Linked DNA regions of Homo sapiens: region 1 is linked to region 2. The links are chromatin contacts, found by Hi-C in ENCODE. All regions are on one chromosome and are shown on one strand. Each heading gives the region's core, a stretch centred on a gene start or an enhancer-like site at or near the end of the contact. The rest is flanking DNA. Distances are from core to core; before and after follow the strand shown.

Region 1 (3,907 bases), core at 131-2,630, 440 kb before region 2:
TGGCTTTACTTTCCTGCTTATCTTGGGAGGCTTCACATCATCCTTGGTTTAGCCAGCACCCTCATCTGCCTGCCCCTTAGCCTGCAACACCACTCTGCAGACCTCATCCCTGCTGTCCACTCTTCTCTAGTCTTCTCAGTGCTTCTAGGGGCAATCACAACAGTCCCATCCGTACCTTCAATACTGCTCAGCATGTATATAATGTGCCCAGTTTCTTCTGCCCTGTCATTGCAGCTGTTCCAAGCCCATTCTCAGGTCTCACAGAGAATAACTTGCTGCATTACAGAAGAAAAGAAGTTTCTGGCATGAATTCCTCTACTTTTACCCCTATTTACTGCAAACCCTATTTCACCTTGTCTCCTCCTCTTCCCTCCTGTGCTGTTGCTGCCTGTCTCCTGTCTAGGGAAATCAGGTCTAAGGCTAGATATCACTTCTTCCAGAAAATCTTTCCTGTGCACCCTCACTTCTGCTGGCCAAGGCTAGGTTAGGGTCTCCTGCTGGGTTTCTACTGAACCCTGATTTTCACTCCATCCCACCACATTGTAATGGTTGATTTACTATACATCTCTTTTGCTGGGCTGTATGAGCTCTTTGAGGGCAGAAGCGTGTTTTTCTTGTTTTCTTTTATATACCCAGCACCTGGTAAAGTAAGTGCTTGATATATGTTGTTGAATGAATGAATCTTATTTTCTTTATACATAGTTTATTCAACTGCACTCAGGATCCCTTCCCTTCCTGCCTCTTTGTGCTGTCAATTGTTCCTTTTCTGGGTTGTGTCCTCAACCTGCCTTCTGGTGGTGTTTTATGTACAACTGCTATTATTGTTATTATTAATGATATTATAGCCACTGTTTATTGGACACTTACTATGTTCAGGCACCTTGCTAAACACCTTACATGCATGCTGTAGTTTAACCCTTACAATAATCCTGTGAGGGTAGTATTATTATTCCCACTTTCCCAATGACATTTAAGCAGAATTAAATCTCCTTTAAAGTAAAGTCCTTCCTAGACTCTGTATGCTCCTCCACCTAATGTCATATATCTTCATTACGTTTACACCATGTTTCTAAAGTGTCATCTCTACCAGCTGTCTCCCCATTCTGACCCCTCTTACTCCTAGCTCCCTGGAACAGAGCCCTGTCTGACTATGAAAGCTCCCACTGACGTCACCAGTGACCTCCATGTGGCTAACACAGTGAATGCTTTCAGGCTTATCTTCCCAGTTTTGCAGCAGCAGATGACACTGACTGGCCACTCCCCGCTGTGGTTCTGTTTCCTTCCCAGCTCCCATTTCCTCTGGCCCCATTAAGTGTTTTGTTCCCAGGGGCTCAGTTCTTGGCTCTTTTATTTCTTGCTCCATACCCTGTCTCTAAGTATTATCTGTTTCAGCTTAACTAAAAATCCTGCTGGCATCCCAGGCTGCTCCCCTATGCCCTAAAACCACAGGACCAGGGCTTCTGTTTCACCTTGATAACCCTTCCACAGAGGCCAAACTCAGTGTGCCAATCAGATCTTATCCTTTACTGTCTCCATCTCAACATGTCTCAACGCCTACTCCTCCTCTTGTATTCCTTAACTTAGCCAAGGATACTATCACCTGCACAGTGGCCCAAGTAAAAATGTCGTCAAAATTTTTGGTGACATTTTTTCTTCCACCTTATATCTAACTAGCCACCAAATCCCATTTATTATTGCTAGGCTTCTCTCATGTCTGTTCTTTTCCCTCTCTGTCTTCATTGGAATTGAACTGTGTTTTGACTGGTTAATTACAGTGGCGTCTTGAATGCCTTTCTTTTCACCCAATGAGTAGTATTTTTTAAATAAAAAGATAATGACATCTACTCTGCTTTAATTCTTCAATGGCTCCTGATGCTTAGCATGACTGTGAAGACCTTTTTTTTTTTTTTGAGACAGGGTCTCACTCTGTCGCCCAGGCTGGAGTGCAGTGGCGTGATCTCAGCTCACTGCAGCCTCTGCCTCCCAGGTCCAAGCTATTCTCCCACCTCACCCTCTTGAGTAGCTGGGATTACAGGTGCCCATCACCATGTCTGGCTAATTTTTGCATTCTTAGTAGACATAGGGTTTCAAGACTGGTCTCGAACTCCTGACCTCATGTGATCCACCTGCCATGGTCTCCCAAAGTGCTGGGATTACAGGTGTGAGCCACTGCGCCCGGACAAAGACCCTTCTTGATCTGAGCAGTGATGACTTTTGTAGCCTCATTTCCTGCCTCCATCCCCAGTCTGTGTCCACCTCCCCACCTGACATTATGCACGAGTAACACTGACACACATGCCCTCCTGAGAATCAGTCAAGCTCTTCCTCCCCTCTGAATCTTTACCTCTGTTCTCTCTCGCCTACTTGACAACCGGTCCAACCCTTCCTTGTTCCTATTTTGTGCACACTTCATTATAGACGTTACCTTTTTGCATTACAAATACTGGAATATCTCTTTATAGCTCCTAATTAGACCATGAGCATCCAGAGCACATGAATTCTTAGGGTCAGAGGCAGATCATATAGGCGACTCTCTGGGTTTAAAACCGGAGATGCCAGCAAAGGGCATTCTTGGCACCATCTTTCCCTCCCGACTTTCTGAGGAGGAGCTCAGGAACCATGGGAAATCAGGCAGATGGTGTTTGGGGAGAAAAAAGAGCTGCCATGATATACCCAATGGGTAGATTTGTATTTTGCCCCATCAGATATCTTAAAACCTGCAGGTTTTAAAATTTAGTCAAGAAGTTAAGACCAGCAACCCAGAAGGTGCCCTTGAATGTTTATATCCAGCCTTCGTGGGCAGTGTCTATTTGCAAATCTCAGGGTTTTAACTCTATTTCTTCCATCTCCTTCAAAGAACCCCTGATCCTGAATTCTCCCAAGGAATAAAATCCTGATCACGGCACTCATGAATAACTAAGAGTGGGCTGTTATTACCTGAGCTTGAATAAAGGTTTTTTTTTTTATTCCTCCAAGCTGTTCCTAGCCTCCCAGAGGTACATAATCCATACTGGAGTCTGGGTACAGAGGGGTTGAAGTAAATGATCTTTGATGAGCTAAAACATTGGAATTCATGGAACTTGGAATAATCTCTGACAACTACAAGCTTGTCCTGAGACATTTAGTAGAAAGGTAAATGATAGGGTGGGGTTTCATCTTTGTCTTAACTTGAATATTTAATGCCTAGAAATGGCCTTTTAACCCTCTCGAACAGGTGCCACCACCATGTGAACATGACCGGGCTAGCCTGCTGGAGAATGAAAGACATGTGTCCTGACCACCCTGTCACCTAGCTGATAGCAAGCTCTTCCCAGAAAAAAAGAGCGACCTGAATGACTTGCATTGTCTGCAGGCTCATGAGGGAGCCCAGCTGACACCAGAATAATCACTCAACTGAGTTCAGCCTAACTGATGACCCTCAGTATAGTGAGCTAAATAAATGGTGGTTGTTTAAAGCTGCTAAGTTTTGGGATAGGCTGTTTCAAAGCAAAAATGAGCTACTGGTATCTGTGTGGCTCATTTTCATGCCATAGCTCCAATGACTGACAAGGAGTGGAGCTCCTTGGAAATGGTCAATAAAAGCACAAATGGAGCCAAGTCTCAGGTTCATAGGTCACTTAACTAGAGAGAATCAGGGACGGAATGGAGGAGTGGGCTGATGCTGCCAATGAATTCAGAGCTGAGTCCAGCAGTCAGGATTGTTTTTATGCCTGCAAAGCCCCAGACCCACCTCGTTTCCCTTAGGGGCAGGTTGGGTGGCTCCTTTAGTTCTAGTCTCTGCAAAACAACAAGCAGTGTTTTGTGTTTCAGTCAGAAGGGAACTTAACATTTTACAAGACAGCCACCAGTCTTACCACAGGAGTTCTTAATTTGTGGAGTTTAAGGGGCCAAGTGGGAACAATGGCAG
Region 2 (4,065 bases), core at 283-2,782:
TTGTTCAGAACTAAAGCTTAAGCGGGTGGGGCTGAATCGTAAAGGCTTCTGTGAATGTTGGTAATAGAGGGTGAAATGATGCTGCAGGAGGGGAAGGGAAGGACAAAAGTCAGCAAAAAGCCAGGTATTGAGACAGCCATCACCTGAGGATCTGCCTCCCAATGGGCAAGTCTGCCCCTCAAAGACTATGAGGCAGTGATGATACTGACCCCTGAACTCCAGGACCCCATTGTTCTTCAAAGGAAGATGCAAGGCTGGCCCCTCCCCCAGCTGCTGAAGACCATGCTGAGGGGCCCAAGGGAAGAGGAGGCCAGTGGCTGAGCATTGTAGAGCAGTGGGTAGGGAGGGACCTTTGGTCTGCACCAACAATGTGACTGTAACGCTCACTTGCACAAGTGTGACTCAATTCATGCTCTCATGAAACTGTGCTTTAGGCATGAAGCTGGGGGCCTATTTTGAGACATCAGCTGCACAAACTTTAACCTGTGGCTTTATACTGAGAGAGGTAGTGTAGGGCTTGCAGCCTCTGGTCCCAGGAGAAGATAAAGGAGACTCGAGCAGTTGTCAGAACCTATGGTGCTCTCTCTCTCTCTCGTTACCTCTCGCTCTCTCTTGCTCTCTGTCTCCATTTGTTGCCACAGACCACCGGGCTCAGATGAGAGTCTCTCAACAGATGCAGGGAAGAGAGCAGCTGTTCACGGCAGTGGCCCTCCTAGTGCTTTGAGACTCCTCACAGCCCCACAAGGTTCCTTTGGGCCCTCTCAGAAGTCTGGCCACCCAGCATGAAAATCTCCCAAGTCAGAGCCTCAAGTTTTAAAGAAAGAAATTTACAGATGTGCAAAGAGAAAAGAAAAGGGGCTGTTTGGTCCCTAGCAGAGGACCGATTTTATTGGGAATTGTTTGACCAAGGAAACATGAACCAAACATACCACCAAGGAAAACATACTGCCAAGGAAAAATGAACCAAACATACCACCAGCACCCTAGAAACAGACTTTTTTTAATCTTCGTATCAACAAGATTTCGGCCTTCAATCATCTCAAATTAAATGGAACCTAAGCAGCAGGAGTTACTGTAGTTACGTAGGGGAAAGACAGGAGACAGGGGAAAAAAAAAGCTTTGCATCACGTGACTTTTATGCTGCAGAAACTTAATGAGAAACACACCACATTTCCAGAACCCTCTTTCTAGTCAGGGCTCCCGCTGAGATAAAAGGTCACAAGAAGAGAAGGAGGGAGAGGGAGGGAGCGCCGGCGTGGAGCAGGGAGGCACTTTTACTGCAAAGTCGGGCCCAAATTTCATACAAGCTGCTATCGGGTCTGATAGTCTAGACTGATTATCTTCTTTGAATGCCAGATGTGAAGGGCTTGTATAAAAGAACTGCAAACATTACCCATTTAAAAACAAATCGACCCAAGCTGCATTCACTGCGCAAAGGAGAACTTTCCATCCCAGACTCTGCAGAGAGAGCCAAGCAGCCGGGCCAGGAGACCTGGCCTAGGCGGTGCGTCCCGCTGCTGCCCCCTGCAGGCCATGAGCCTCAGGCTGGCCAGAAAGCAAGCCAAGTCCGGGGGCCAATGGCTCAGCCAGGCCTCTGCTCATCAGTGGAGACTTTTTCTGTCCATCCAGCTCAGGGTGGCAGGAGAATGCTCCTCTACAAGGTGCCAGGCTATAGCTGGAAGACTGAGCTGGGCCTGGGCCTCAGCGTTACACATTGTCCCGTTCAACCATTAACCCTGCAAGGTAGAGACGTCAATCCCTTTCACAGGTGAAAAATTGAGAAGTTAAGAGATTTACCCATTGGATGCAACTGGCTTATCCAGTTTTGGTATTGGACACTGGTGCTCCTTCCATGGCCCTATGTGCGGTTGGCCATCAACACCAAGATCCTCTCCTCAGGGAAGATGGAATGATAGAACTGCAGCTCCAGTACCCAAACTGGACCATACCAGCCCAGAAGACACCCGGCCCATAGGGCCAAGCTAGGAGTAGGGCGGCAGGAGGTATCTTCCCATCCCTCAAGCTGGGTGTGGTCCTGGATCAGGGGTCTTTACCCCTGCTGGGCAGTTAGGAGAGGCTTCTTGATCCCAGGCCCCTGCAGAGTACCAGGCCCTGAGCCAGGGCTCAGGAAAATTTGTAGAGCGAGAAACATCCTGATCACACTATGGCCTCTGGAATCTCCTGATGGCCCTGCATTTCTCCACCAGCCCTGGCCGCTTTGGGTTGTGTCTCCGCACACAGGGACTGACTCTGTAAACACCATGCCAACATAACCTCTGACCAGGCACTTCCCATTTGGCCGCAGCTACAACTCAGTGCCAGACACTCAGGATCAGTGACCTTCAGAGGGGGCTGGGCATGCAAGGGCCTTCCAAGTGATCTGTGTTTAATCTAGTGTGAAGGACCTCCAGCCTTGCTGCTACAGGCAAGGCCAGCGCTCATCTGGGCCCTCTGGCCTGCCTAGTCCTGGCTGTCACAGGAACGACCAGACACTCCTGAGGGCGTTTGGTTTTCTGCCAGCGTTGTTAGTTTAAGACTCTGTAGTGTACCTTTGGGTTTTCCTTCCTTTTCTGAACCCTCCTAAGTGGCCCACTTACCTCTCAAGCAAGGCAAAGCTGCTTTGCTGTCTTCCACCTCTGGAGTTTTTTTTGTTTTTTGTTTTTTGTTTTTAAGACAGAATCTCATTCTGTCACCCAGGCTGGAGTGCAGTGGCGCAACCTCAGCTCACTGCAACCTCTGCCTCCCAGGTTCAAGAGATTCTCCTGCCTCAGTCTCCCAAGTAGCTGGGATTATAGGCATGTGCCACCATGCCCAGGTAATTTTTGTATTTTTAGTAGAAACGGGGTTTCACCATATTAGTCAGGCTGGTCTTGAACTCCTGACCTGAGGTGATCCACCCGCCTCGGCCTCCCAAAGTTCTGAGATTACAGGCGTGAGCCACCGTGCCCAGCCCCACCTCTGTGATTTTGCACAAGCTGCTCCCTTGCCTGGAAAATCTTCTACCCCTTCTTCATGTGGCTGACTCGGACTTGTCAGACAACTCTTGCAACGTCCTCCCTCTCCTGCATGCCCCTGCTCTGAGCTCCCACCTCACCCCCACCTGTGTATTCCTATGACGTTTACTTCCCCAGGCAGTTGTTCACCACTGTCCTGTCTTCCCACATAGAGTCAGCTGTAACACGCTCAGCAAAGATTTGGCTGATTCCCTGATTGCTTTTCATCTGCACATGACCACCCCTGTCTTCAGGGACCCAAACTTGCTGCATTGGAAACTGGGACTTGAGACCTGTCTACAGGTCTAAATACTTGCCTTTGGGTTTGTTCTGGGAGGAGAAGTTCCCTTCTGGCCCCACTCCCTCCCCTGGGTGGCCAAGGAAAGGAGCCAACTGTATCATTCCAGTGTGATTTGGCCAGAGGTGCCGATGGGGCCCGGGGTGGGGTGACAGGCCCAAGGAGGTGTCACTGAGCTATGGATCCAGGTCCACCCTGGCTTGTCTGACCCACTAGAGCTTCCTCCTCCTGGAAGGGTTGGCAGAGGTTATTCCTGTATGTAGCTGGGAGCTACAGGAGGGCTCCTCACAGAGCTGCAGTTGCTTTTGTTTTCCCCTGGAACAGCTGCCTGGAGAATCTGGCTCAGAGAAGTTTGTCTATCATTCTTGAGTAAACCATAAGGACAGCAGAACAATGTGTCAGTCATTTACACCTCAATGAAAACAAATGAATAAGATCCAGTCTTTGAATCCCAGATCTTAGGACCAAAGGGGACCTTAACAACCAATGCTCTTTCTGTCTAGCTGGCTTCCTTCTTTTCATTCAGTGCTGGTGCTATAGCTTGATACATTTATAAAACATACCTCCTGCCCCTCCCCCTTTGCACAGCCCCCTACTATTCTCATCAATTTAGAATTTGAGCACTAACCATGAACCTTGTAAAAACAGGCATCCCTTCATGAAATTACAAAAAATGAAAAAGCCCCAGGTCCAATGCCATTTGCTCCCTGCCCAGCTCCTGGATGAAGCTCTGTGACCTGGGAGGCTCCTGAACACCCTTTGGCCCTTTGACAG

The links. Hi-C counts contacts between places; a loop is a spot of excess contacts on that map. Pooled maps may share reads with other maps.
Region 1: a loop to region 2 is called in a map of left cardiac atrium, with 2.9 times the contacts of the local background. The contact joins two enhancer-like sites. A Hi-C loop is called at or near these places in 2 of 168 maps with a recorded cell type or tissue (aorta and left cardiac atrium), 2 of 37 single-sample maps with no recorded cell type and 11 of 50 pooled maps.

The regions. Positions count from the first base shown.
Region 1 is chr3:41,024,031-41,027,937 of GRCh38, reverse strand. No RefSeq gene overlaps it. Among named protein-coding and RNA genes, the nearest start is that of CTNNB1, 170 kb to the left of the region's middle. RefSeq lists an enhancer at 1,066-1,360. Within about 2 kb of position 1,380, at least 2 of the 41 ENCODE cell types and tissues checked have a DNase peak (open chromatin) inside an H3K27ac peak, as active enhancers do.
Region 2 is chr3:40,582,183-40,586,247 of GRCh38, reverse strand. No RefSeq gene overlaps it. Among named protein-coding and RNA genes, the nearest start is that of ZNF621, 59 kb to the right of the region's middle. RefSeq lists an enhancer at 1,790-2,290. Within about 2 kb of position 1,532, at least 6 of the 41 ENCODE cell types and tissues checked have a DNase peak (open chromatin) inside an H3K27ac peak, as active enhancers do.